Regions from separate parts of the Homo sapiens genome. Here region 2 is linked to region 1. A link is a loop called in an ENCODE intact Hi-C map of the cell type or tissue named here. Cell type or tissue: mammary epithelial cell. All regions are shown on one strand. Each heading gives the region's core, and the rest is flanking DNA. Links, peaks and the distances in the headings are about the cores only.

The links. A loop is a pair of places that touch in the nucleus more often than their neighbours do. Peaks named below come from ENCODE experiments on the same cell type or tissue, not always from the same donor. Only the 100,000 strongest peaks of a DNase experiment are listed, where the experiment ranks them.
Region 2: a loop joins it to region 1, with 16 times the contacts of the local background. A loop is called at or near these places in 24 of 110 quality-filtered maps.

The regions. Positions count from the first base shown.
Region 1 is chr14:75,702,977-75,718,386 of GRCh38, forward strand. It overlaps TTLL5 (tubulin tyrosine ligase like 5), which reads left to right. Exons shown (of 32, transcript NM_015072.5): 8 at 4,042-4,111; 9 at 4,647-4,731; 10 at 14,885-14,986. Among named protein-coding and RNA genes, the nearest start is that of TTLL5, 49 kb to the left of the region's middle. RefSeq lists an enhancer at 8,903-9,012. In mammary epithelial cell, for the core only: CTCF peaks have their summits at 6,423 (motif pointing right) and 8,336 (motif pointing right); a DNase peak (open chromatin) is centred at 9,045; H3K27ac peaks cover 1,325 bases.
Region 2 is chr14:76,344,666-76,360,075 of GRCh38, forward strand. It overlaps a transcript of ESRRB not described here. Among named protein-coding and RNA genes, the nearest start is that of ESRRB, 24 kb to the right of the region's middle. RefSeq lists an enhancer at 8,382-8,571. In mammary epithelial cell, for the core only: a CTCF peak has its summit at 8,297 (motif pointing left); no DNase peak of the experiment used is centred there; H3K4me3 peaks cover 286 bases.

The DNA.
Region 1 (15,410 bases), core at 2,815-10,814:
GTTGTTAATACTCTTCTCTCTCCTTACACAAAAGGCATAACCATCCCCTCTTTTCCATGCCTGGATCCTTTCCCATGGAATATGTGACCCATTAGCCAACTGGATGAAGTAACTCTTTCCAAGGCTGCTGCCTGCTTTCCTTTTAGATTTAAGCAGGAGGGTGAGGAGAGGGAATGCTGAGGCAGAGGGTCTGGGAGCAGAACTAATGTGAGTGAGTGAGGGATTTAGGCAGTGGGGATGGAGTTGGTGTGAGGGCCAAATGAAAATATCTTCCCCTCTCTTCCCACTGGAGTGAGAGGGCCACTTACTAAAACTTCCCTATAGTAGTCATAACCTTTTGGAAACTCTCTGCAAATAGCAACTTTTACCATTACGAGAACGAGATAAAGGATAGCAAAAGCATCACTTTTATGTAACACTGAAAAGAGAAGTGTGGACCACAGATGGAAACATCTCGGTTGGCTAACGTGGTCTCATAAGGATGTGCTCTTTAGAAATACAGCATAAAGGAACAAAGCTGTGTTTGCTCCACTCCTTCAGTAACCATGACTAAATGCCATATTTTCCCAATTTAGTATATTCAAAGCAAGGAGGGGAAAGAATGGGTGTTTTCTGATTAAGGTATGAATTTGATTATGGAAGTCAAGTTTACTCATTCTTGTCTCACACATGATCCATGGGAAATACAGTATTGATACATTCTCTGAGACTTTCACATGTTAGGAGAGTGTTAGGTCACTCTAGTCCCTCCTATATTCGTGAATATAATTCTGTACTCTCTTGTTTCTGTTTGTTTATGTGTTTTTATCTTAGGTTCCCTTTGTTTTTCTCATTGCTCAACAAGTATTTCAGGAGTGCCTACTGTGTTGTCACTCCTTAAAAGCTTTTGAGAAATTCTCCTAATTATTATGTATCTCCAATTTTCATAATAGTACCACTCAGTACTCTGAGTAGAATGGCATGCAGCAGGTAGTGATGAATGCTGTTGAGCTGTGGGACTTTGTAATTAGAACCACATATATTCTGTTAAGTTTGCAGTAATAATAACTAATGTTTATTGAGCCTACCACTGTCCTTTCTAAACATAATCTCACTTAATCCATATATGAACCCTATGAGGTAGTTATTATTTCCTTAATAAGTGGTAGAGTCAAGGTTGTAACTCAGGTCCAGATGATTCCAGCATAGACACTCTTAACCACTATATCATTCTCCTTTACAATGACTTAACAGATACCATGAGCTTTAACCTTAAGGTCCATTTAGAAAGATACCTTTCCAGCCAGGCGCAGTGGCTCATGCCTGTAATCCCAGCACTTTGGGAGGCTGAGGCGGGCATATCACTTGAGGCCAGGAGTTTGAGACCAGCCTGGGCAACATGGTGAAACCCCATCTCTACTAAAAATACAAAAATTAGCTGGGTATGGTGGTACGTGTCTGTAATCCCAACTACTGGGGAGGCTGAGGCAGGGCAGTTGCTTGAACCTAGGAAGTGGAGGTTGCAGTGAGCTGAAATAACACCATTGGACTCCAGCCTGGGCGAAGAAATGAGATGCTGTCTTAGAAAAGAAAGATGTGTTTCCAACTTTCCCAACAATTCAGATTCCTACTTCAGCATTCTTTGGGAGGCAGTTTGAGCTTTGAATTGGAATAATTTGAAATGAGTTAACTGGGGATTGATGAAAGGAAACAGGCTTGAAGATATCAAAAAGTTTTTCTTAGTTGCTCTTCAGTCTGTAACGCTGTGCAAAGAAACTATATCCAAACCTTTCTTTTCTTCTGGGAGTCTACAGTTTAATTCCCAATGCGGATAGAAGTGAGGGATAAAGACAATAGAACACATAGTAAAGTTACCTAAATATTGTAAGGGTTTATGTTACGTGTAACTCAAAGGATAAATGTGTATGGTGAGCAAGGGAGGAGAGGAAATGGGCATGGGCGTTAGATGTGTCATGGAATGATGACCACTATCAGCATATTCTCTGCTGTGGAGAAAAGTTGGGTGAGTAGATATTTATTGTAGCCTATAGGTTCTACTCAGTAGGAAGAGAGCTGTGATTGTTTGATTTTACGTTTACAACATAGCCTGCAGCTGTATAGTGATTGCATCAATTCTCATTGAGCAGATTCAAAATGGAGATAGTACTTACGAGAAGCTGATCAAGAAATGTAAGGGAGTCAGGAAATGGTATGGATGATGAAGTTCATTAGGGATGAATCAGTAATGATGTCATTGTGTTCCTATGATGCGTAGAGATGGGTTGTGAAAGCTGTGTTCTGACTTTGAGATAGCAGCAGTGGGAACTGAGAGAGGACTCTCATTCTGACTTCAGAGCTGCTCATACTGGTTGTGTATAATGTTATAGGTCACAAAATTATCATATGAAAAACAGTAGTAGTATTGAGGGTAGGAAATGCATTGTTATAAAGACAAACTTTTGAATTTGGGGGACAATTAAATTTGAGAGCAGAATATTGGGAAGAGGTAAGAATAAAGCCTAAAAGCGAAGCCTGTGAGGAAGACTCCCTGGATTCCGTTGCTGCTCTATTGCTTATTAGCTCCGTGACTTTGAGCAGGTCCCTAACCCACTCTGATTCTTTTTTAATCTATAAAATGTGGATGGTGATATACCTGCCTCATGGGGTTGGGTGAGGATTAAATGAAATAATCCTGTGAACAGACTTAGAACAGCACTTGGCACATCCACGTGTTTAGTACATTTGTTAAATTTTGTGTCTGCAAATGTTGATGGTTATTTCTGTTGCCTTTACTGTAGCTATTATCAACCTAATTATTATCACTACCACTTCCCTTTTGGAGCCCTTTTGTCCTACATGGATTGTGGTGACTTCCAGCTTTATCTAATCACATGTGAAGGTTTTTTTTTTTCTCCCAGATATTTTAATCTTGCTGTTTCCTTAATCTAGAATCCACAATAATTTCCTGCTTCCCACCATGCTAAATATAAACTCCCTTTGCCAGGGGTTCAAATCCCTTTGTCAGTAGGGTACCTCCCTCCTCATTGTTTAACCATGTCTTTCATAATTTCCCAGTTCAGTCTTTTAGCCCCAGGTCTGTGAATCGGCCCACCCTCCTTTCTACTGGGCTTGGTGCGTGCCATCTTCCGATGATGGGCTCCTTTCTTCTCCACCATGTGCTTCCCAGCCTTCACTCATTTCTGCATCTACTCTTCTGGGACAAGTCTTCCCTGACTGGTCCCACCTGATTGGTCTGCACTTTAACTTTGTAACCTGGCATCTTGTATTTATAGAAATGCTGCTTTGTGTTCTTTTAAATTCTATATTTTGCTGTTCCTCTACCTAAATATTAAACTTTTCAGGGATAGGGATTTACTGAATCTTAAATCTGCCAGGCAGAGATTATATGTGTTATGTTCATCATGGTATCCCCAGTGCCATATGCAGTGTCCACAGTACTTTTCTATTTATTGTATAAACAACTGTTTTTCATTGAAGAAATCTTTTAAAGACCTTATTCACTCTTTGCATACAGTTGCTTAGCAAATACCCTTAAGTGAATCAATTAAACACCTATCTCATTTTACAGAGAAAATGCTAGGATCCATTGTGGATCTGTAAGTTCTCCAAACATGTTAATGAAAGCCTTCATTTAAGAATAGTAGTAGTATTTTTAAATTTCCATTATACTTCAGGGAGAAAGCAAGTTTTCATTTATTTTTAAAGTGGCTCTTATTTTCTTGGCAGGTAACTATTTAATATCATGTATATACATCTTTAAGGCTATTAGGCTTATTTATTTATTTATTTATTTATTTATTATTTATTATGTGAGAGGTACTGTGTAAATTTATTTTTCCTGCATCGTAATTGGATGCCTATAGTGTTATAGAAGTGATATTATATGGCCAACTGAATATATGGGTACCTTGGAGGAAACTTTAACCAGAATTTTAGTTTTCCACCTTACCATTTCTTTAAAGGTTAAGAACTTTGCTCCCTTATTGTAAATTAGGATTCCTGTGTATTTCTATTCTTTCATTCTTTCTCTTTACTCAATAGCCAAACCAGATCTCCCTGGAAGAGAACATTTTGGTCTCCCGTTACATTAACAACCCCCTGCTCATAGATGGTGAGTTGTGATTAGGCCCTTGACCAAATTGGGCCAGATTTTTGCTCAACTTTTTAAGCTTTTCATAGCCTTCTCTAGTAAGTCTTTATTATACTGTTGTGAAATTCTTGACATGTGTGGCTCCAGAAAGGCAGCAGGTTCCTTACCTATCTCACGGGATTTATCTGAAGGTGAAATGAGACAATATAAGAGAAAGTGCTTTATAGGTTATATAGTAGTATATGTATGAAAATTGTGCAGTAATTAATATATATGAAAATGACACACATATGCATTATATATACATTACAGTTATATTAATGTATATATACATTATACGGTTTTTATTATGTACTATATACATAATATGTATACGGTACAATTATATAGTATAATTATTAGTTATCCTCCGAAGTCAAGGTGTGTGAGCAGTGTGTGTTTCATGTGGAGTGTAGGAATGTTCTTTCTTTCATGTTTCTTGGTTTCGTTGTTTATTCTGTAACAGGAAACAAATGAACTTAGTTTTTTTTTGTGAATACAAACTTTTTTTTTTTAGATTTCAAGTTTGACGTGCGCCTCTATGTGCTCGTGACTTCCTATGATCCTCTTGTCATCTATCTCTATGAAGAAGGATTGGCTAGGTAAGAAGCTGTTTGGGGGTGAAGGGGTTGGGTGGGTATATTAAGGGTGGGTATATTAAGAGTGGATCCATTAACAAGTTTATTAAATCAGATCATGCTATTTTTACTTGTCATTACTGCTTACAGATGCAATCCACCTCCTCAACTGCTGTGCTCTATAACATCAAAGCCAGTATGCCTAAAAAGAACTTCAGAAATTAGGCTTATTTGTCTGTAGTCTCACTGCATGTCCACACATAAGGTGTGTAAACATCTTCCCCAGCACTGATCCAGGATCATATGGTATTTTCCTGCAGTGACAATTGTTATGAAGCTCCTAGGATATTAAGATAATTTGCTGTTATTCTTCAGGATAGATGTAGAAAGAAAAATAAAATCCTACCTGTATTTGCCTATTATATGCCAGGCATTTATTTTCATCCTCGCAACAACCTTTTAGTTGATGCATTTTTGCAGTTGAGGAAACAGATTTAGAGGTGGGAGAAGTGGAATGGGGATTTGACCTCATGGATCTGACTCCAGAGCTCAGGGCTCAGACAATTTCATGCCCTCTCATATTTGGAAGGTATTAATTGAGGGTTTTTTTTTTTTTCCTTAACATGCAAGTTACTTTACAGTGGTTGTACATACATTGTTCTCTTTTTGTTAAGGTGCTTTTTTTTGTTTGTTTTTGAGATGGCGTGATCTCGGCTCACTGCAAGCTCTGCCTCCAGGTTCACGCCATTCTCCTGCCTCAGCCTCCTGAGTAGCTGGGACAACAGGTGCCCCCCACCATGCCTGGCTAATGTTTTGTATTTTTAGTAGAGACGAGGTTTCACTGTGTTAGCCAGGATGGTCTCGATCTCCTGACCTCGTGATCCGCCTGCCTCAGCCTCCCAAAGTGCTGGGATTACAGGTGTGAGCCACCACACCTGGCCTGTTGAGGTGCTTTCTAAGTTTTAAGGTAATGTGACTTACAAGATTAAGTTCAAGTTGTTATATTTTGAAGTTTTGTTTCCTCTAGCCACAGAATTTTACAGGTAATTGTTTTTGTAAACCCTTTAAATTGTTTAAAATAAGTATGTAACTACTATGCTGTGTTCTTCCCCCCAACAAAACTAAATTTTTGTATTAGCCAACTAGTTTGCCCTGAAGTTCTTTTTATGCGTAGTGCCTTTGATATAGAGCAGGGGTGTCCAATCTTTTGGCTTCCCTGGGCCACATTGGAAGAAGAATTGTCTTGGGCCATACCTAAAATACACTAACAATAGCTGATGAGCTTAAAAAAAATTGCAAAAAACTCATAATATTTTGAGAAACTTTATAAATTTGTGTTGGGCCACATTCAAAGCTGTCCTGGGCTGTATGCAGCCTGTGGGCCTCAGGTTGGACAAGCTTGTTATAAAGCATAGCAGTTTAGGAGGTGATTTGCATCTGTGAGTGGTCACGACAAGCTAAAAAAGCCTGGTCTGTGTATGTTTCTGTATTTTAGAAAATGCAATTGGAAGATGGGAAATACCATGGATAAAAGAAGGCTACCTATTTATGTACAGGTGCTTTGACAGATATTATTGTACTCTGACAACTATTATTTTAGAATGGTCTTTTAATGATTTTAGAGACTTAGTTTTTTTCACATGTATCCTATGACTTGAAATCAGTGAGAGCAGACTAACCAAACCTCGCTGGTGGAGCTCTGTGTTCCGTTCGCCTCTAGGTGGCAGTCACAGCATTTATAAGTCCTGTCATATTCTTAACTGAGATTTTGAGTTTGAGCCCTGGGAACATTGGAGACTACCAAAACTCCCTAGTTCTGGCCTCTTCCTTGAAAATTGAGAAAGGGAAGAACTGAAACATCTCGCAGTTATTAGATAAAGGGCTGGACCAGGCATCTGAACATGAGCTGACTACTAGCTCTAATCAGGTTTTTATAGGAAAGAAATTGTCGATAATATTTGTAGACACACGTGCTCTCACGTTTTGAAGTATCACTATACAAAATTAGGTATAAAAGCCTATTCCTGGCCAGGCGTGGTGGCTCACACCTGTAATCCTAGCACTTTGGGAGGCCGAGACGGGAGGATTGCCTGAGGCCAGGAGTTCAAGACCAGTTTGGGCAACATTGTGAGACCCCATCTCATTAAAAAAAAAAAAAAAAAAAAAAAAAAAGACCAAGAAAAAGCCTATTCCCTATATTATTTAAAACAAAATGATGGTAAAATACAGTCCTGACTTCTCAGATATGCAAGGTTCTGAGGATTTTCAGCTTTATAATTTGAGACTTCTGAGCTTTCTCTCTTTTGTGTTATGAGTTTCATCATTCTCCTTCCTCTGCTCATCCTCACCTTCACTTCTCTCCTGTGTCAAGTTTTAGAAACTGATTATGTCCTGCCAAAAATTGGACTTTGGGAATAGAGAAAAGAGATGGAGGTTGTGCTTCACTGTTTCTCAAGGACATCATAGCAATATGTTTTGCTTAATATTCCAAAGATATTTTCACCTACAATATTAACAGCCCTCTCTATGGGTAAAATTTGGCATAATTTTAAGACCTTTCTGGTTCAGAGCACAACATGAGAACAACAGTACCAATGTTTATTATAGAATTTACTACAAATATGCAAGTGCTTTGGCTACTGGTTGTGTGTTGGAAGTCAGAATCTACTGAATTAAGTATAACCCTTTTGCTTCCAGCAGAAACAAAAAAATTTATACACACACACACACACACACACACACACACACACACACAATGGATGTTTTTTCACAGAATAATTAGAAAAACAGCTTTTAAAAAACTCAGACCAAGTAGAACCAGAAAGCCACATGAATTTTCAGGGCTTTGGTTAGGTTTACCTGAAAGTGTAGGTGAATATAAAAGCTTTATCAAAGCTTTACAAAAGCATAACGCATGGCAATATGATGCACTGTTTGCGGGAGTCCTGCGAGGGCACATTGTTCCGTGCAGTAATTTCAATGTGCCTAAGTTCTTGTGTCTTCACTAATTATGTATCTTGACATTCACTTGCTTTGTTGTAACCCTCAGAGTCTGTTCAACTATGTCGATAGTCTGTAGCATCTCCAGATCTGCAGCTTTTAGTTATCTTGGGCCACATGTAATTTATGTAGACATAACTGAAGATCATCAGTTTGGGATGAGATTATTGGGTTACGTTGAGGCTCAACAAGAAAAACCATAATCTTTCCTAAAGAGACGGAACAGGAGGCAAATACAATTCATTTCCTTCTTTAGAAATGAATTCCCTTACACCCTATCACTTCTGTTTTGGACCTCAAATTAATACTAGGCGACAGAAAGATTAAATTCATTTCACAAGACAGTTTTGTGATATAAGTTATTTTGTGTAAAATTTTTTAACACAAAATTAAATTCGTGAAAACCCTAGTTTCTGTATAGATGAGTGTTTTCAGTTGTCCTTATTGTTTTATTAACATAAGAAGTGGGAGAGCTCTCACTGTTTTCTCATGTGTGGGTATAGTATTGAAGAAGTGTTGCAATTGTCCCCCTGGTATTTGGGTGCAGCTTTTTGTGATTCCCACAGTAGCCCTCAGAGGTCCCCTGTGCTTTTGAATTTTACTTGCGTGTTGCTGTTTTGCACCACCAGGGGACACTCAGTTTCCACAGAGGGGTGCTATGCTCTACCAAAATGGTGCAGATTCTTTTTCCTGTCAGGGGTGGACTCCAAAAAGATTTTGTCCTGGATTTTACAGCTTTAGGTGGATCCAGTATTGGGTTTAGATGAGTTGACAGAGCCCTTTCTGAGATGAAGCTAATAGCCAGATTTTCACTGAAACAGGAAAAATAAAAATTTCAAAAAAATTAAAACAAAATGGAGTTAAAAACTAAATATGTTGCCAGAGACCCAAAGATAGGCAGCTCTAGCAACTTGGGGGGCATGCAAGTATCCATCCAGGGAGCTGAGTTCCACCCATGCGGCGGAGGTGGGAAGAGAGGATTCTGGGAAGGTCCCGGTTGGAATGGCCTTTTTTCTGCCTCAGCCATATTATTCAGTGGAAATTCAGAAAAGACCCCAAAACATTTGTAGTGCCTTTCCCTTTCTCCCCACCCCCAGTTCCTTCTTCAGTAGCCTTCCTTGCTAATTAACACTGGCTCTGCAGGGATATTTACCTTTTCTCTGCTGGATTCCTGTGGTTTTGAAAGAATTCAGGTACTTGCTGGTTGCCAAGGAATTCAGATTACCTCACAGGCTGCACACTGTCCAGAATCTGCCACAGCAGCAAGTAGGGGGGAAGAGACACCAACAAGGGGGAGAAAACCCTTTCCAGTGCTCATTGTCACCCTCCCTGGCAGGCCCTTGCTGTTTGTGAAGTTTGAGTCATTTCTGGCTCTAAAGACAAGGGATCAGGCTGGTAATCCCCTCCCAGACGGCTCTGTAGGGCGCTGCCTAGTCACTGCAGCGCTTTGGCAGTCTCCCGGCTGCAGCTGGTTGACAGCAGATCAGAGAGCTCTTGGGCCTCTTGTTCTCTTCCATAAGATTTTTCTGGGTCAGGCCAGGATGAAACCCAGTGGCTCCTGGCAAGGCTGCCTGAGGTGCTGTCTCTTCATTGTCCAGGCCTCTCTGACTCAAAATGCCTACACCTGTTGAAGGATAACTCATGTGCCACAGCGAGGTCGAGGCTGGCCTTCTCTTTTCTTGGTACATTTGTAGTGAATGTTTGTCAGAAAATATAACTACCAAAGAGGATGTTAAGCTTCTACATCTAGAATGCCTGTGACTCTGACCATAAGAAGATATTGGTATCAAAAAAAAGTTTTTAAGAAAACAGCAGGACAAAAAAAAAAAAAAAGAACATGTGGGGTCATATTCTTAGAAGAACAAACTGGTTTTTGAATAGGGGAAGAGAGTTTAAAAGATCCCACTAACTCTCTGCTTTCCTTCTTGTTTTGGTTCCATATTGGTAAAGATCTTGGAGCAAGCAACTCCAGTGCAGTTTCAGTTAATGTTTGCCAAGTCCCTACCATATGCCAAACATTGAAATCTTTTCTCCACACAGACATTCAGACTTTTAGACAAATTATCTTGATTCTCTTGATCAAATTATCTTGATCACTATCTTGATTCTCAGTGAGAAACATTAGAAAGCGAAAAGGAAATGTAACTTGTGATTTAAAAATTTATTGTCAAAATAAAGATATTGTCCAAAACAATTCATATTTGTTTTCATTGTGGTTAAAAAGGGGGGAGGGGGCGGCAAATAGTTCTATATTCATCAATAGGCTGCAAAATAGTACCTAGGGTTTCAAATTTAACAAAGAAAGTAGGAACTCTCCCACCTTTTGTTAGCTTAAAGGTCAAAGCCTTAAAGGTCTGTCGTGAGAACTTTCCTAAATCTTGATCTCATTAAGAGGGAGATACAAGACTGACTCCATCGTGTAAATTTTGGTCTACATTAGGATAAGTGTGGTCATGTAGTCATGTGCTTTATAACAATGGGCAAGGAAGGACCACATATACTATGGTATCCCATAAGATTGTAATGGAGCTGAAAAATTTCTGTCGCCTAGTGACATTGTAACATCATAACACAATGTATTACTTTTTCTATGTTTAGATACACAAATACTTACCATTGTGTTCCAGTTGCCTACAGTATTCAGTATAGTACAATGCTGTACAGGTTTGTAGCCTACAAGCAAGAAGCTGTATTATCTATCCTAGGTGTGTAGTAGGCTATACCATCCAGGTTTGTGTAAATACGCTCTATGATGTTCACACAACGATGAAATTGGCCTATCAATGCATTTCTCAGAGCATATCCCCATTGTTAAGTGACGAATGGTTGTATGTGCAAACTTGGTCCTGGGGTACCTAGTAAATAGTGCTCTTTTAGGTTATTGTTAATAGAGAAATGGTGTTGAAACTTCAGACCTAGAGAAGATGAAATTTGATAATATGTGATGGTCTAAATCAAAGGTCACTAACATAAATGCTCACAAGTACATTCACTGAAGGAAGAGTGGAGACTGGAGAATGGAGAGTACATGTCTCATCTAAAGGCATTTACTATTTAGTGCCAGCAGCTGATACTGGTATTGCCAGATCTGGTTTGTTAAGTGAGGCTTGAACATGTAGATTTTTACTGTGAAACAAAGCACTTTTTTACACTTTTAATTTTGAAACCGTTTTGAACTTATAGAGTTGTCAGAGCTGTAAGAATTATATGAAAAATTACCTTTTACCCTATGTCTAGAGATCTCATTCCAATTCTGCCAATTGTCCTAAGATTTTTTTTTTTTTTAATTACAAAAGGATCCAATCAAGGATCACATGTTGTATTTAGCCGTCGGGTCTCCGTAGTCTCCTTCAGTCTGAAACAGTTCCTTAGTCTTTCTTTGACTTTCATGATCTCAGCATTTTTGAAGATTACAGGCCAGTCATTTTGTGGATTGTCCCTCAGTTTGGGCTTGTCTGATATTTTCTCATGAAGAGACCTAGGTAATGCATTTGGGGCCAGAATACCACAAAAGTGATACTAATTCTTGTCATTGCATTATATGTGATGGCACATGCTAGTCATTTAGTGGTGTTTGACCATTTGCTTTAGGTCATCTGCTAGATTCCTCCACTGTAAAATTATTTGGTCTTACCCTTTGTAATTAGTAAGTATTTTATAAGGAGATACTTTAAATCATGTAAAATTTCATTCTTCATCTCATTTCTCATTTTTAAGAAAAATCTATTGATTTTTCTTGCCTTAATGAATTATTGCTGTAATAGTTGCCAAATGATGATTTTTTAATTCCATCATAACTTTTATTTCTTGGCATTTTTCTGTGAGGAAGAGCTTTATCTTCTCGTTTATTTATTCATCTATTTATTTATACCAATGCAGACTCAAGCGTTCCTGTTTTATTTAATGGGTTATAATTCTTTACTATCATGATTTATTTTGATGCTCAAATTGTCCCAGATTTGGCCAGTGGGAGACCTCTCAAGCTGGCTTTGTGTCCTTTTGACATGTCTTTATCATTCTTTGAGCACAAGATGTTTCAGGCTCATCTTGTTCTTTCTCTATTCTATCCCTGGAATCAACCATTTCTCCAAGGAGCACTGGTTGCTTTTTCTTGGAGTATAATATTTAGAAATCAATATCTGGGTGCTAGATACGCTCATTGTTTTGGGGCATTTCTGCTTTCAGACCCTGGCCATGAGCAGAGTTAGGAAATTATGTATTTATGTACATATACACTTGTACATCTGTATTTCTATATCTGTCTCTAATGTATTGTTGAAAAATAGAAGTTTATACTAGTACGCACAATTCTAGTTCAAAACTACAGAGTTCCTTCTTGTTTTTTGCTTTTCATATTTTAAAATCTCTTTTCCAACAGCAGGAAATCTGGCTCGCAGTATCTTTAACATATTTATTTATTTGCTCAATTCCTTTGTATGTGGCCAGTTTCCTGACCCCACTGGGCCACTGTCCCATTCAGATGCCGTTTTTATATGGATTTATACCCTTATTTGGTGGCCTCCCTGCTTAGAAAACCTCCTTGTGCTTCTGGCTGACTTCCCACCCTACTCACCATCTTCCTTTTTTTTTTTTTTTTTTTTTTGTAACTCACCATCTTCCTCATGTGGGCCCTGGCTACCCCTGGGCTGCAAGAAGGAAGGTCTGATTTTTATATGTTGTTCAGGTAATTAAAGTTTAAAAGAAAAAACAAAGCTTTTGTAGGTTAATCAGAACTTGACCAGTAGGTCACATTCAAGACTAATGTGACCTGTGGTCTAGACAATAAAAAAGAAAATAGTGGTCAGATGATGATGATGGCTTATTTACTATGGATTTTAGTGAGAGCTATAAGCTCTTACTGGGGTAGGAGGAAAGATGAACATGCACACCTTTTCTCTCCATAGTGTATGTTCCCCACTAGACTGAGGGAGATATGGAGTGGAGCACTTTCACCCTTCAGGGGAACTTTTCCTTTAAGCTTTTTTGTTTCACTTTAATTTTTGCTGCTTCTGCTTCATACACTCAGTTTAGAATTCCACGCTTTGATATTAGAAATCTTATCCTTGCTGGGGTTCAGAATAAAATGCTCCAGTGAAAAGGAAGATTAGGAAGAAGAAACATGATTTTTTTTTTTTTTAGATGTGCAGCCCTCTTGAAAAAAAGAATATAGGAATGACAAATGTGTTGGTACCCGATTCCAGCTCACCACAGACTTTTGTCAGGCTTTTCATGTTGACCAAGTTAGATCAAGTACTTGTAGTAACTACAAGAGATGAAAAGCCTCTTTTTCTGAAGCAGAAGCTTTCCCCTCCTTCTAATTCATTGTTCTTTGAGGGGAGAGGATGACAGGAGGGATGTCACCTTGAGGTAATGTCTGGCTGAGGCAGGCAGCCAGCACGGGGCCCCTTTGCATCTCACAAGAATTCAGAGAATGACAGTCTGCAACTTGCTTGGACAATCTATTAGAGGAAGATTGGGATGCATAGGCAAGGGTTACTCACCAGGGCACTGGGGTGTGACATGGCTAGAAGTTAAGTGATAACTACTGGAAGTTGGAAGTTTCTAGAAAATCTGGGGTCCTTCTCAAGCACAGACATAATAATGCTCATCAAACTCTTGTCTTTTAGCCTAGTCATCATTTTCTCTTTGTCCACATCCTTTTTCCTAGCCTCATGTTTGTTTATTTTAGTTTTTTGGGTTTGGGGTTTTTTTTCTTTTCACTATTCTTTCTTTGGCTCTTGTATATTTCTGGTACAGGGAATTAGGGAGTGGAGATAGTGGGTGGATGAGAAGAAACAGAGAAGAGGAAAGTTTTTTAATGCTGACCTTTAATGTGGTGAAAATTCATGTTGACTTCATAGTCTGAGTAAGCATATGTAAATAATTTGTAAGTCATATGAAAATAAACTTGTGGCCTTCTTTTTTTTTTCACACACTTGGATATGCCTCTTGGGAAAACCACTCTAGTGAAGGGTGATATGGTTACAGTGGTATGTAAACAGGGGTTGATATCTACCATAACCATTCGCCTTGAGTGTCCTTTTGTTGATACTGAGCATCCTTTTGTTGATATTGAGCATCACTGGAAAGTTCTCTCTTTCCCTGGTTACTTCCTTCAGAGGCACATGTATTTTATACTTTGGTCTTCTTTTGACAACAGTCCGGGATATCAAATTGCTACCCTGTTTTCAGTGGGCTCCATGTTTAATTCCTCTTTTGCCTTCATTTCAAATTCAGGACTAAGTCTCTTGCACTGTGCCCATATTTATGCCGTTTTGCTTTGTCTGCTGTTAATGCTGTCATTATCATTCTTTTTAAATGAGTATTATGGATCAGTTCTATTCTTTCTATGGATGTCAGCTCTAAGCCTACATATAGCTGTGCTGTCATTTTTTCTTTTTGCTTATTTTTTTTTTCATTGAATGCTATAGTACCAGGCACTGTGTGGGCACTCAGTCGGTGTTTCTGTTGCCTAGGCTGGAGTGTAGTGGTGCGATCACAGCTCACTGCAGCCTCTGTCTCCTGGGCTCAAGCAGTCTTCTCACCTTGGCCTCCCAAGTAGCTGGGACTACAGGTGCACACTACCACGCCTGCTTAATTTTTTAATTTTTTGTAGAGATAGGGTCTTGCAGTGTTGCCTAGGCTGGTCTCAAACTCCTGGGCTCAAGCAATCCTCCTGCCTCGGCCTCCCAAAGTGTTGAGATTAGAGGCATGAGCCACCATGCCCAGCCAGTTGTTATTTCTGGACCAGCTAATGCTGCATCTTTCACAGTATCCTACACACAATTTCCCAGGTTGTAAATAGCTATATTTTCAATTTTCATTCTTCCTATTGGTGTAATGTTCTATATAAGAGAAGCAATGTCTTGTTGTGATTAAGTCCATGGGTTTTGGAGTTGGTGTGATCTTGAACAAGTTATTTAATAGACCACATTTAGTTTTCACATCTGTTTTTCAACTTGGATACGATATTATCTACTTCATAGGGTTGCTTTAAGGATTGAATTAAGTATGACATTATAAAACACTTAGAATGGGAGTTAGCACTTAGTAGGCACTTGGTATTTGTTAGGTAATGATATTACCCTCCTTTATTATTATCTCATTGATCCTCAGTTCCAGCCTGTATTTCCTTGAAACTCTGTTCCTGGCATTTAACCTGTTTCCCTTCTATCAGGTTTGCAACTGTGCGATATGATCAAGGAGCCAAGAACATTCGGAACCAGTTCATGCATCTGACAAACTACAGTGTCAACAAGAAAAGTGGAGATTACGTCAGGTACTGGCTGTGTCTGAGCCAGAAGTCAGAGGTGTCAGTCTCAGATGTGGGTGTTGTAGAGGTGGAAAGGTAACATGTGGCACTGGAGGACAACTTTACATTAATGTCCATGTACCATTTATGGAAATCTGTCAGTCATATAACAGTGTTGAGGCATATCTCCTGCTGCTTCTCCATTGCCTCCCCGGTTAACGGTGTCACCTTTCTCTACCAAAATGTGCCTTCACAAGTTTTTCTTCCTCACTGCCTTCCCTCACTTGACTTAGGAATGGGAATTTAATAGGCATATGGAACGTTTTAGAAGTTAAGAAATGAGGTCATTTCAGCACTTGGCAAACATATCAAAAGCTTAAAAAATGTCTGTACCCTTTGACCCCATGGTTCCATTTCTAGGAACTTAACCTTAAGGAATAAAAGATGTACA
Region 2 (15,410 bases), core at 4,995-12,994, 640 kb after region 1:
CATGGCAAAACCCTGTCTCTACTAAAAATTCAAAAAATTAGCCAGGCATGGTGGTGGGCACCTGTAGTCCCACTTACTTGGGAAGCTGAGGCAGGAGAATGGTGTGAACCTAGGAGGCGGAAGTTGCAGTGAGCTGAGACGGTGCCACTGCACTCCAGCCTGGGTGACAGAGACTCCATCTCAAAAAAAAAAAAAAAGAATAATAGTGTCCAATCTCATCCAGGTCACTGCAAATGATGTTAATTCATTCCTTTTTATGGCTGAGTAGTATTCCATCATATATATACTACAGTTCCTTTATCTACTCGTTGATTGATGGGCATTTGGGTTGGTTCCATGATTTTGCTATTGTGCTACTATAAACATGAATGTGCAAGTATCTTTTTCAAATAATGACTTCTAAGACTTGAAACTATAAAAATTCTAGCGGATACTTTGGAAAAACCCTTCTAGACATTCGCTTAGGTAAAGATTTCATGACGAAAAACCCAAAAGCAAATGCAATAGAAACAAAGATAAATAGCTGGGACCTAACTAAACTAAAGAGCTTTTGCACAGTAAAAGGAACAGTCAGCAGAGTAAACAGACAACCCACAGAGTGGGAGAAAATCTTCACAATCTATTCATCTGACAAAGGACTAATATCCAGAATCTACAACGAACTCAAACAAACCAGTAAGAAAAAAACAAACAATCCCATCAAAAAAGTGGGCTAAGGACATGAATAGACAATTCTCAAAAGAAGATACACAAATGGCCAACAAACATGAAAAAATGCTCAACATCACTAAAGATCAGGGAAATGCAAATCAAAACCACAATGCGATACTATACCTTACTCCTGCAAGAATGGCCGTAATCAAAAAATCAAAAAACAGTAGATGTTGGCATGGATGCTGTGATCAGGAACACTTCCACACTGCTGGTGGGAATGTACACTAGTACAGCCACTATGGAAAACAGTGTGGAGATTCGTGAAAGAACTAAAAGTAGAACCACCAATTTGATCCAGCAGTCCCACTACTGGGTATCCACCCAGAGGAAAAGTGTTGTGCTTTTCAACACTTGCCCTGGCTGCTCTGTAGAGGAGGAGTTGCAGAGTAGCTTGAATAAGATCAGAGAGACCCAATTAATAAAGCCAAGACTTGAATTCAGACCTTCCGGGCTCTGTCTCACGTTTGTTTTTTAGGTAGGTACTGTGTGCCAGGCTGTGTGTCTTGCTTTCCCAGGGCTGCTGTCACAAATTGCCACACACCAGGTAGCTTCAAACAACAGAAATGGATTCTTTTGCAGTTCTGGAGGCCAGAAGTCCAAAATCAAGGTGCTGGCAGGGCCATTTGAGGAAGGATCTGTCCATGCCTCTCTCCTGGTATCCGGTGGTTGCCGGAAACGCTTGGTGTTTCTTGGCCTGTAGACATATCATTAGGGCCCGCTTTAATCTCACATGACCTCATCTTGATTACACAGGCAAAGATCCTATTTGTAAATAAGCCCGCATTCACAGAGTGGACATGGATTTTGAGGATATACTATTCAACCCAGTACATGGTCAGGGCTAAAAAGATGGAATCCATGCAGATCCTGCCCTTAAGGTGAAGGAAAGCTGCTCCTCCAACTTCTGTAATACTTGGTGGGGAACTGCTATGTGTCCTAAGTGGGAATGCTAACCCCTCTGATCGGCTGAGACGCCTACAGCCCAGCCTTCTCTAAATCCCCAAAGGCCAGACCCTGAAATGACTTCCACCCGGGGCACCCATCCCTGGCTCACCCAGGGCAACACCCTTAGTGTCCTGGGTTTGAAAGCAGGAGGCAGAGAGCATAGGGGTCTGCAGGTTGCTTTTGTCTGCTGGAGGGACTCCCCTGGGGCTAGGCCTCAAGACACCATGGGGGCTTGGTGCTGGGTGAGCTGACCTGAGCCTGGATTTCTGGCTGGGAGTGCCAGCCTCCATGCCCCTCCTTCCCATCCCTCAGGCAGCCCGGCTGTGCCCAGGCACCTCAACTGGGAGCTGCTTCTGGGGGCTGCTCCCCCACATGCCCAGACCACGGGAGCATCTGCCCCAGCTGCTCCAGACAGGCCATCCCCAGCCAAGCCAAGCCAGAGTCCTGCAAGGTCTGAGAGGTGTGCCCAGGATCCACCAGGATTCTGTAATTGGACTGCTGTTCTTTCATTTTGCCACGCCGTAGTCTGTGGATTATAGACACCACATGCTATAGATTTCCTGTCAGAGCTCATGAATCAAGCCCCACTGTCTTATTTACTGTCGGCCAGCAGCTGTGAATAACATCACCCCCAACACACATGCTCACAGGCACGTGCTTATGCAAACACTGCCCGCAGAGCCAGGCCAAGGCTGGGACCCAGATGCCACTATGGGGGCTGTAGCAGGAAGTGAGGTTTCTCTGACACCTTTGTCCCTTACCCTGGCCTCTTGGAAACAAGCAGTCTCCCTATATCACCCTGTAGGGAGACTGATGCCTTCAGATGTCATCTTTCCTCATCCACCTCAGGGTTACTGTCTGTGGGCTGAAGGAGGAGTCCAGACCCTAGACTAGGCTGTGAGCTATCAGCCTATGCCTATGTATGTGGGTAGTGGGAAAAGATTACTATTGTGCATGGACTCTGGAGGCAGAGAGATGTGGTTCAAATCCCAGCCAGGTCTCTTAGTACTTATGCAATCCTGAGCTGGTTACATGTTCCCTGAGTCTTAGTTTCCGCACCAATAAAATGGGGACAGTATTTGCTCATGAAGTGTGTGTGTGTGTGTGTGTCACACACACACACCGAGAAAACTAAATGAGAATTAAATGGGTAACACTTAGCACAGAATGGGGGGCCCAATACTCTAAGCTACTATTATGGACGCTAAAGCCAGTGCCTGCAACAGTGCATGTCATAGACACTGAAATAGCTCACTTAATCTGCCCAACAACTCTTCCAGGTAGGTATCTCTTCATTTTGCATATAAAGAACCCAAAGCTCAGAGGGGTTAAGTAATTTGTCCAAAGTTGTACAGCTAGTAAGTGATGGAGCCTGGACTCCAATCCAGTTCTGCCTGACCCCAAGGTCCAGAGCATCTCTATTACACTCACCTTGAGGTCAAGGACTCTGAGCAAACAGTTCAGGAGACTCCTCACCCCACTGAGTCACCAACCAGTCAGATCACCAATGGGCAGCAGCCACTTCCTTTCTCCTACCTGAGGGCACAGACCATGTGTGTCTAATTCACTGTTCTTTCTATATGTGACAAATGGTCAGGAAATACTTGGATGGATAGGTGGATGCTGGATAGATGGCTGTGTCCCTACAGATGTCATAAGAATGACATCTGAGTATGTTTTAAACTAAATACCTACCACACTTCCCAATGAATTTCTTTTGTTCAGTATCCTTCATTAAGTTGGTGCAAAAGTAATTGTGAGTTTTGCCATTACTTTCAATGGCAAAAACCTCAATAACTTTTGCACCAACCTAATAATTATTAGCCACTTCAAGGTGGCACAAACCTGGTAAAATCATCATTAAAATGCAAATTCCTTCACTTCAATTTAAAGAGAGATGTCAGATGTCCACAAAGGAAACACTGATAACCTTTCCCCCAGGCTCAGCACCAGACCCAGCCCTGTGGTGGGTGTCTGGGGCTTGAGACTGTTAGTTTCCATAGACTTGCAAGAGGCTGTACTTACAGGACAACAGGAGGTTTTCCAACGTGAATATTGTTTCCGTCATACCCACACAGGCTGGTTTCTTAGTATTCTTTCCTTGTGTCTAAAATGTAAGTCAGGAAAGAGGACCAGACTTCAATTTTTCTGGGCTGTCCTCCTGCTCACCTGTGCAAGACCTCAGAATCATCCTTAGCCAACTGAATTCTTAAAGCCAGTGCAGTTCCTGAGAAAACAGGTCACTCAGTCTCTCCAAGCCTCAATTTCCTAGTCCATAAAATGGGACTGAGAATACCTGTCTCACAGGGATGCTATAGAGCTTAGAGTCTTTGATTCTTCTTCTCAAATCTAGGCTGAGGGATCATATTTTATTTATTTCCTTTGTGTCTGGGCAAGTGCATAGACTGTGTTAAATAAATATGGGTGATTGCGGGGTTTTGGGGTGCCACCCGGGGCTTTGGGGACACTGCGCATAGTTACTGATATACCCCGTGTTGATGCAGGTGTTAAGTCCCCTTTTGCCTAGGAAGGTGGGTGCATCCTCTTTCTCCCCCCAAGAACAGAAACTTCCACGGAGTAATAAGGCCTGTAGGGCATATAGCATTTGAATGAGACACACCTACCCTGTGGGATGCCACTAACTTCAAGGCCTGCTCGTGAGTCATCTCCAAGCAGGCCCCCCTTCCCACTCCCCCAGAAAAGCTTTCACTAGCTTGTTCTGTGCCCAGAGGAAATGCTTCATCCTCAAATGTAATTGTGTCTGAGGAGGTGTCCTCTGTGACCAGGGGGGTCACAGAGCCAATGAGTGAGTCAGCGCATCCGGACAGAGTTAATTAAAGCAGCGAGGGCTGGCGGGGCAGCTGGAGTCCGGAGTGGCTGAGCTGCTATGGCGGGAGACAGCTCCCATCAGGAATGGGGCCCAGTGCATGCCAGGGCTCCCTCTGTGGTCTCCTGGGCTCCAAAGGGTGCAAAGCGGGGATCACGAAAGGAGGCAACAAAGGGAAAGGCAAGATCTCAGTGGCTCACACCTAACTCAATCTACATTCTGTACGCAATATCCACAAATAATCAAGAGTTTCCTGCAACATCTCTGTGTCCAGAGGGATGCACTGGTCTGGGAAGGGAGGGGTAATTCTTTTAGACTGTCCTTAACCCAAGAAGGTGTGGCCTCCTGCGAGATGCTCAAGATCTCCAGGGTCTAGAATGGTGCCTGGCACATCCTAGGCACTTAATGGACAGCTCTAGAATGAATGAATGAATGAGATTTGGACTCTCTAGTTGGGGTTTATCTGAACTACCAATAGCCTAGTGGGTGGTAAGAGAAGGATGAGAAAAAGGAAAGCAGAGAGCATCCTCGTCCACTAGAACGTAAATTCCGTAGAGGCAGGTCATTTTGTCTGGTTTTTCCCTGCTGGGTCCCCAGCACCTGGAACAGTGCCTGACTCTGAGTGCGTGCTCATTAAAGATTTGTTTAGTGATGAATGAATAGAGAAGGGAAAAAGGGAAGGAAAGACTCAGGAAAAGGAAAGAGCCTTTGCAGCTAGGAAAATACTGCTGCACTACTGGGGAAGTAGGGTCCATGTGCCTGGGGTGGGTCTAATGAAAACCAGGCTTACATTCAGTAAGATTCATCAGGCTTACTATTCTCTCTGCCACCTCACACTCCTTTTCTTGGGTACCTGTTCCTGTGGGAGACAAGTATTCTTTTAGTGAGTGATACTGGAGCGTTCTTTTCTTCCTCTACTCCCTTGCTGCCACCCACCAACCTGCCCCAACTTCTGAAATTCCCATCCTGGGGGAGGTTCCCATGAAGGGCTCCTCTACACCTACATGGAGCAACTGCCCTGAATCTCTGCTCCTCTCCCTCCCACATAAGCTGGGCTGGACAATCCAGAAGGAACCTCTACTTCTCACTAAAGCATGTCCGCCCTCAAGCCAGCCAGGGGTGTGGGTAGGGCGGACCATGTGCCTAGCTTCCTTTGATCATAGAAAACACTGTGCTGGACACAGAACAATTCAAAACAGCCCTTGCCCTCGAGAAGTTTGCTACCTTCCTAGAGAGACAGGACATATGCCTGCGAATGTTTGTACATCCAGAAAAATGTCAGCAAGCTGAAGGGGTTTGAGAAACACTTGCATGGCTGCCCAGGAGACTCAAAGTGACTGTTGCCAGGGCCCCAACCTACCAGGACGGCAGAAGCCACTAGTGTCTGTAACTTCACAATGAGGGACTGAGTCACTCCCCAGTTTTCAGATTTGGCACTTTGTTTATTTTCAAACCAGAATATCCTAAGCCAAGCAAATCAATATTCTGTCTCCCAGAGCCTGAAGCCCTCTGATGAGCCAGGTACAATGACAGCTGTATCGAGGCACTTTAGGGGGTGATTGTTGAGGGAGAGAGACCGGGTCAGGCATGACTCCCCACAAGGCTGATGGCCTCTACCTGATGCCACCATGGACCACCTGGACACAGCTTGATGGACTAGCAGGACGCAGCTTCTCCCTCTGCCCTGTCCTTCGGCAGGAATCAACAGGCAGTACATCAGTGACATGAGGCTTTGGCAGTGCTGAGTGAGGCTGGCAGGTGAGGTACAGGGGCCCTGGGCACACCTGCCTGCTGTCTGCCTTGCCTCTGCCAGATGAATACACCTTTGTCATCTTGACTGGTAACCATGGGTCTATTCAGTCAGGTAGAGGATGGTGATGCTGAGACCACAGGTTGGGGGTAGATGTCATTGAGGCCGGTGAGCTTTGCACCTGTGCATCACCTCAGTATTCCCCCAACCCTGGCCACTGTGGGGCTGGAGTGAGAAAAAGAACCTGGATGAGGGAGCACACCATCCCCATGAATGGAAAAGAATTAAAGTTAATATCATTAGAGTGGTTTCCTAGGGCAGCTATACCAAAGTACCACACACTGAGTGGCTTAAAAATAAATAAATGTATTGTCTCACTGTTCTGAAGGTTAGAAGTCCAAGATCAAGGTATGGGCAGTGCCATGCCCCCTATAAAACCCTGGGGAGGATTCTTCCTACGTCTTCCTCACTTATGGTGGTTGCTGGCAGTCACTGGTGTTCCTGGCTTGGAGCTGCAGCACTTCAGTCTCCTCTGTTGTAACATGTCTGTGTCATCCCCATGTCTTCTCCTCTTCTTATAGGGCCACTGGTTGCATTGGGTTAGGGCTTGCCCTGCTCCAGTATGGCCTCATCTTAACTTGACATCTGCAATGACCATATTTCTAAATAAGGTCACATTCTCAGGTACTGGGGGTGAGGACTTCAGCATATCTTTTCGAGGGATGCAATTCAACCCATAACAGCCATCAGTATACCACCTTCTGGGTGAAGGTGAAGGAATATTATCTCATGTATGCCACCATATGCAAAAAGCTTGTTTTCCTTTCTGTTCAGAGCATATGACCTCTTCTCACCTCTTCTCATAAACCAACAAGAAACAAGGACTGGGTGAATGTCAGTGGGGGACTCTCTATAGCTGATGAAGAGTATAAACTTCACTGGGTGCAGTGGTTCATGCCTGTAGTCACAGCTACTTGGGTGGCTGAGGCGGGAGGATCACTGGGGCCCAGGAGTTCAAGGCTGCAGGGAACTATGATGGCACTACTGCACTCGAGCCTGGGAGACAGAGTGAGACCCAGTCTCTTAAAAAAAAAAAAAAAAAAAAAAAGCAAACTCCAAGAAAGCAAGTGAACAGGTTTTTAAGTGTCCTGTTCGCTGTTGAGTCAGTGCCTGGCACAGAGTAGATTTGTTGAATGAATGGATAAGTGAATATGGTGGTTGGAGCTCCACAGGCTGGAGTGAACTGTGTGACTCAGGAAAACCACTTACCCTCCTTTACCCGCCTGACTTTTTTCGTGTGTAAAATGAGAATCAGAACAAGTACACGTAATTTACACATCATTGGGAGCATTGCATAAGAACCTATGTAAATGCCTTAACTCAGTTCCCAGCATGCAGTAAGTGTTCAGTACATGTTAATTAAATCAGAACCTGTTGGCGGCCACTGAGCAGTCTTTGAGGTTTGGGGCAGCTGCAGTAGTGATGCCAGCCTAGCAAGCGGGAACGTATCTACTCAACTCTTCTGCAGGAAAGGGTTGAGCTACCTTAACCAGGGAGCTGCTAGTGAGAAAGTGATCAAGCCTCAAGCGGACCTGGGAGACTAGATTACTAGAGAAGTATTATTACAGGGCACCGGTTGGGGGCACAGGCCCTGGAGCCAGACCCTGGGCCTTCAAATCCCAGGTTTAGCCCCAGCCAGGTGTGGGACCTCTGGCGCAGGGAAGCTCAAGTTTCTCTGACTATAAAGTGGAGACAATAATAACATCTGGCTTTCTGGTGAGGATTGGATAACAGTGCCTGGCACATGGTGAGTATTGTGTAAGTTTGATATTACTAGTGTAACTTTTCTATGTCCTCGGCCCCGGTTGCTCTGAGCTAGCTGATTGGAAAGCCCTAACCCTCGAACTCCGGGCTTTCTGGGAACGCGGGCTCTCTCCCCTCTTTCCCTCCGCCCCCACGCGCACACAGGCGAGCACCGTCCGCCCTTCCTAGTTCCCACCGCGCGCCCCTCGCTGAGCGCTCCGCACACTCTGAGATCCAGCGCGCCCTCTGGTGGCACACGGCCCCGAATCGCCGCGCTCCTGCGGGCCGCGCGCAGGGTCGCCGGGTAGGCACAGGCACGTCCCGTGGCCACGGACCTTTGCCCTCTGAGGCACCCTAGACCTTGGCTTTCTCTCTCTCCATTGCTCTTGTGAGAAAAGCTGCCTCGCTCTGCGGCCTCTCTCACGAGCGTGCCATTGTCCCGGAGAGTCCGGGAGTTGAAACAGCCCCTGGATAGAGCTGGGGAGAGGGCAGCACCCCCTTATCTTGGTGAGGTTTCAGGGCTTGCCCTCCTGGTTCTAACCTCAAAGGAGGGAGTTTAGCTAGGAGACAGCTGTTTTTACAGTCCCCAACCCCACCACTTTTTTCTCTGATGTGCTGTTGAAACCGATGGGCAGCTGAAAGGCCCTCATCTCTGCAAATCCGCCTGACTTAAGGTTCACCCTGTATGTCTTGGGTTCGCCAGCCATTACCATCCCCTAAGACTCGGGGATTACAGTTCCCGCCCTGCCTGCCTCTGTGTGGGTTTATTTAGGCCTTCCAGCCCCATCACTTCATCATCATCATCATTTATGAACCGCTAAGCATGTGCCAGGCACTGTTCTAAGTGCTTTGTGCATATAACTCATTTTATCTGGACAAGAGAAGAAACTATAAGTACAGGAGAGCCTATGAGGAAACTGAGGCACAGAGCGATTAGTGACTTGTCCAAGATCACAGATTGTAAGGGCTGGGTGTGGTGGCTCATGCCTGTAATCCCAGCACTTCAGGAGGCCAAGGCAGGAGGATCGCTTGAGCCCAGGGGTTTGAGACCAGCCTGGGCAACATAGTGAGACGCTATGTCTCACTATGTTAGTTACAAAAAAATTAAAAATTATCCAGATGTGGTGGTGTGTACTTGTGGTCCAGCTACTCAGGAGGCTGAACCCGGAGGATCACGAGCCCAGGAAGCTGAGGCTGCAGTCAGCTATGGTGGAGCCATGGAACTCCAGCCTGGGCAACAGAGCGAGACCCTGTCTCAAAATAAAAATAAAGAAAAGAAAAGAAAACTAAAAGGTCACACATTGCAGGGGTTTGAACCCTAGCAGCCTGACTCCAAGCCTATGTCAGCCCCGCTGGGTCCTGCTGCCTCCCTGCTGAGCTTTGTGTGGCTGGTCCTGCTCCCTTGCTTTGCATCCACATACCCTGACCTCTCCATCTGGAATGCCCTTCCTCACCCCCGGGAAATCTGCTTGGCCAACTCCTCTGTGAGCCCTTCCTTGGCCCCCAGGGTCCTCTACCCGCCCCCCCCCCCACCCACACTTCCACCCTCACCTCTCCATGTGCCTGTCATTAGTGTTACTTGCTTGCCCCTACCACTGGGCTGTGGGGCTGCTGACAGCAGAGGCTGTTTTCTGTTCATATTTGCTCTCTCCACTGCCTAGTACGATGCCAGGGACATGGCAAGTGCTCCTGCGATGAAGCCAGGCTCACATAGCAGCAGCCTTTTTCCAGGGACCTATCTCACCATTGCACTCTGAAGGGGGAGGACAAGTGCATTAGTCCCATTTTACAGATGTAAAGGCTGAGGTCCCGGGGGTGAGGGATTCATCCAACATTGTGACCCAAATGGGAGACACTCTTACCACAGTCCCTTGTTCTGTGCTCAGTGTCTTAGGCCAAAGGCTTCTGAGGGACCAGAATAAGGTGAGGGGCTGACCCACAAGAACCCATGGGGTCTCGGGGGTGGAAGAGTGTGCCTCATTTGTGTAGGTAGGTCCTGGGCTTTTTTTTTTTTTTTTTCTTTGAAATGAGTTTTGCTCTTGTTGCCCAGGCTGGAGTGCAATGGCTCGATCTCAGCTCACTGCAACCTCCACCACCTGGGTTCAAGAGATTCTCCTGCCTCAGCCTCCTGAGTAGCTGGAATTATAGGCATCCACCACCACGCCCGGCTAATTTTTTGTATTTTTAGTAGAGATGAACGTTCACCATGTTGGCCAGGCTGGTCTCGAACTCCTGACCTCAGGTGATCCACCCACCTCAGCCTCCCAGATTGCTGGGATTACAGGCATGAGCCACCATGCCCGGCCGGTCCTGGGCTTTATCTGCACGGGCCAAGGAGGAGAGAATTTGAAATCCGTGTTTGTTTTATTCTCTAGGGTCTCCCCTGGAAAGATGTCACCCTTTGGGTATACCTTCCTCCTCGGATGGGTCTTTTCCAGGCAGCCTTCCTTGCAGTCTGAAGCCGGGGCCAGGTGGCCAGAGGCGGTAGAGACCCAAGTAGGGCTCAGAGAAGTTAAGGACAAAGATAGGGACAGCTACCAGGGCTGGGGATGCTGCTCTATAGGGCAGCTTGGGACCCGAAATACTGAGTTTGTGTGTGTTAAGGACCCTGGCAGACTTTTACCACGCCCTTCTCCCTTTCACCACTCATGTTTCCCTCACTCCCCATTGCCCATCCACATGGTTCCCAACTTTCAAGACTCAGCCCAAGCCTCACCACTCCCTCTTGGGCCCAAGTCACTTGTTTCGTCTGCCACGTCCCCACAGTACTCCATCCAAGCCATGTCACTGAGCACTCTAGCTTGTATCAATGTGGATCATTTGCAAGACTTTCCCAGGCCAGTCATTTCTCCTGCTCTAATGGACACCACTTAAAAAGAAAAATCAGATATTCTGTCCTGTCTGGGTCCCCCTCACTGGACAGTACAATGCTGGGCAGTAATAAATGCTCAAGGGTGGCCAAGCTGCCTAACTTCTCTGAGCCTCAGTTTTCTTCTCTGTAAAGTGGGGATAATATATGTATATGTGAGACTGTATACATCAGAGCACCCAGCACAGGGTCCAACACATAGGAGGGAATCATTCGATGTTAGTTCCCCATCTTCCTCATCAACACTTTCCTGCTGCACCCTCAGCCTCCTGCTCCAATCAGAAAATGAGGCATGGTGAATAGTATTCTCTCTCACCCCACCCTGGCCCCAGGTGTCTGGTGTGCAGAGGATCAGATGACCCTCTTCCGCAATCTCTTCCCCCCAACCTTGAGGGGCTGCAGGGGACTCTCTGGGCTCCAGCCAAGTGGAGGTTGGAACTTGCTTCTTCCTTGCAATGCCCAGAGGGAGCCATGGGGAGCTGGAGGTAGAAGTTGAAGGAATGGCTGTCATTGACATGACCTGCTCCACAGCCCTTTCTCATCATCACCACAAATGGATCGGTGAATGAATGGGTGGAAGAGTCAGAGAAGGGGCTAGGGTTTCTCTCTGGGCATTTTCTGGGTTCATGAGTGATGGTGCAGAGAGCACAGGCTGACCCTCCTTACCCTTTCTCTGCCTGGCTGTGTCTACAGCAAAGCATTGACTCCTACATTGTGGTGCAGGGAGGAGCAGGTTTATGGGATGTGCTTGTCTAAGTGTTTTCTCCTATGAACCCATTTAATCTCACAATCACTCTAGGAGGCTGGTACTCTCTCTCTCCCATTTTACAGATAAGGAGACTGCGACAGAGACTTGCTCAGATTATACGACTACCCCAGAGACTCTAGCCCCAAAGCCTGTGCTCTATGTTATCCTGACTCTAGGATGACAGAACGAACATTGTCATTGAAACCCACAGTCTGATTCCTTCTAGCCCCAGCCTGCCCTTCTGGCCCATGGCCATGTGGCCCCACCAACCTCACGTGACCCCACTGACCTCACATGGCCCCATGTGTGCACCCTCTTTTTAGACCTCCCCACTCTGTGCTAACTCCAGACTCATCCTATCCTCTTGGTGCTGCCTGCCTTTCAAGGGGAGGGGGCAGGTCCCTTAGGAAATGGAGAACAAGCAATGCATGAATAAATAATCACTCCTGTCCAGCCCCATCAGCGCATGGTCCTGCAATTGTTCTGCGAGGCTGGATTCTCCTGTGGGTTTTAACTCACTCTTATTCTCTTGTCCAACTTTATGCTCCCTCACTGTCTGTCCCCCATGATTTCCATCTCTCCTGAGGAGGGAAAGGGGCCTTGTTGGGCCTTTGATGGCCACTAGGAGCTCCTCTGAGGATCCTCAGGGAAGGTTGACTCTCTCCCTGAACCCCCTCTCCTCCACATGCACCCCCTGGGGGAGGGTGTGGGCTCCTGCTGGTGCCCCTGCCAAGCTATAGCCCAGCTAATGGAGGATAATCTACTAGTATCCGCCACTCCTCCCCAATGAGGGATAATCTACTAGCATCCACCACTCCTGCCCAGTGCCACCAGAAGTATTTTTCTGGGTTCACGGGGCATGAGAGAGAAGAATCTATATCCAGAAATTTTAAGGTGCAAGGAGGAGCTCAGAAATGCACAAAAGTATTACCCAAGATGGGATTCACATTTTTTACAAACAGTGCAAATAATAAAGAGCCCTAATAAAACATTCAGAGCCTTTGACTTAGTCATTTCTCCTCGGACAGCTGATTCTAAGGAAATAATTCCAGAGAAGAAAAAGGATGCATGAGACATGAGGAGGTTCATTGCAGAATAGAAGCAGCCTACATATGGGGGAATGATGGTTAATTGACACTTTGATATGATGGTACAATGTGGGGTCATTTTCTTTCTTTTATGTATGTATATAAGTGTTTATTTATTTATAGAGATGGGGGTCTCGCTCCCTGCCTAGACTGGAGAGCAGAGGCATGATCACAGCTCACTGTAGCCTTGATCTCCTGGACTCAAATGATTCTTCTGCCTCAGTCTTCCAAGTAGCTGGTACTATGGCATGCACCACCATGCTTGGCTAAATTTTACAAACATCTTTTAGAGCTGGGGATCTTGCTACATTGCCCAGGTCGGTCTCAAATGCCTGGTCTCAGGTGATCCTCTCACCTTGGCCTCCCGAGTAGCTGGGATTACAGGTATGAGCCACACATTAAGCTGGGATCGTTTTAAATAGTGTTTATGAAAATTATGTAACAACATGGAACAGGGACATTCTAACAGGATAAAATACAAAACTACATAAAATATATGTGCAGAAGGGAATGAGCAACACTGAAATAATTTTGGTGTAAGTGAGGTGACTAGGATAGTAACTTTCTTTAAAATAAATTGCCTGTTTGAAATATTCCTGCAATTTAAAAAAAAAATTGCAGGCTGGGCACGGTGGCTCTCGCCTGTAATCCCAGCACTTTGGAAGGCTGAGGCGGGCAGATCACATGAGGTCAGGAGTTCGAGACCAGCCTGGCCAACATGGCAAAACCCCGTCTCTACTAAAAATACAAAAATTATCCAGGCGTGGTGGCGGGCGCCTGTAATCCCAGCTACTCGGGAGGCTGAGGCAGGAGAATCGCTTGAACCTGGGAGGTGGAGGTTTCAGTGAGCCAAGATTGCGCCACTGCACTCCAGCCTGGGATACGGAGCAAGACTCTGTCTCAAAAAAAAAAAAAAAGAAAGAAAGAAAGAAAGAAAGAAAGAAAGAAAGAAAGAAAGAAAGAAAGAAAGAAAGAAAGAAAGAAAGAAAGAAAGAAAGAAAGAAAAGAAAAGAAAAAGAAAAAAATGGCAATGGATGGGGCAGGGGTGGGATTAGGAGGAAGCATGAGCTGGGGTGCTGCAGGGTTTGATTTTCTCATCGGCGTGCTGGGTACATAGATATGTTCATTTAATGAAAATTCAGTTAACTGTATGCTTAGGATATGCGAACACTTCTGTATGTATACTGTACTTCAATAAAAAGTTGACAAAAGAAAAAATAAGAAAAAAGTAAGACATGGTGATCACCTTGCGTTCACTAAAACACACTGTGAACTGCAATCTGCACCATCTATGGCTAATAGATTTCCCTTCTAAAATGTTTTCTTGTTAAAAATTAGTAATGACTGTTTTTAAAAGCCCTGTTTTCTGAGATTGTTTGAAGCTGAAGATATGGATAGTAAGAAGACAGACTTAAGAGCTTAAAACATGTAGAATCTGTAAAACTTCTAAATTAGTGGCTCCCATGCTTGAGAATCTTCTCCATGACTTGAGCGCTTGTGAAAACACAGATTGCTGGTCCCCACCCGGCAAGTCTGTGGTGGGACCCGAGAATATGCATTTCTAATACTTTCCCAGGTGATACTGGCGCTGCTGGCTTTGTGGAACCCACATTGAGAACCACTGCCCTGAAATAACCTTCTAGAATACCAAGCATGTTGGTAGGGGAAGACCATTGCTGAGAAACATCGCCACATGTTCTTCCTTCTGCAAAACCGAAGCTGGTGTTAAGTTTCGATAATAATAATTCTAACATCCAGAGGACATCAGTTCCTATGATCATCTGGCACTATGATCTGTGCAGAATGAATTGATTTTAACTGACCCTACTGATGTCTTCCAAAAACTCTAGCTGAAGCTGGTATTGCTGTCGTCAGGTATGAAAGGTACATAGAGAGAAACCCATTCAAGGGTGAGGAAATGCACAAATTAGAACTATTGGCATTATATCTTTAAACACAAGTGACTGCCTTTTATAGGGGTGAAAAAACAATAAATAACATTTATTGAGCAATTACTCTATGCCAGGCACTATGCTGAGAACTTTTATCTGCCTTGTCTCATTTCATTCGCAGAAGCACCCTATTAGGTCAGTCCTATCAGTATCCCCATTGCCCAGAGAGTTGAGTAGAGTAGCTCCCCAGAAGCCCACAGCCGATACATGGGGGAGTCAGGGTTGAAGCCCAGGTCCAGAGCCAGTGCTCTTGCCCAGACAGACCCCGATGGGTACACAGTAACCTCCTCTTGGAACCACCTGAGGAAGTGGCCCACAGGGAGGAGGCAGAATCCCAGGGCTGTTGGAATGGGCAGGCCAGGGAAAGCAGAGGGCTTGTGGGAAGGGTTCGTGCAGGAGGCAGTCTTCTCGGAAGGTAAGCATGAGAAGGGAGGAAGAGGAAACAAAGTGAAGGAAAACACCCAGGAGGCAAGGCGATGTGACTCGTATTTGCTGGGACTCTTGGGAGTGAAAGAAAAGCAACTGACACAGCAGAAGCCCCAAAGGCTCACGTATCTGTTATGTCTGGGCAGATCCTGTCTTCAGGTATGGTTGGATCCAGGATCATCAGGACTCCACCTCTCCTTATTTTCTGACTTCTGTAAAGGGGCATAATAGAAAAAGAAAAGAAATAAGGCTAAAGTCAGGTTGCCAGGGTCTAGTTTTCAATTGCCC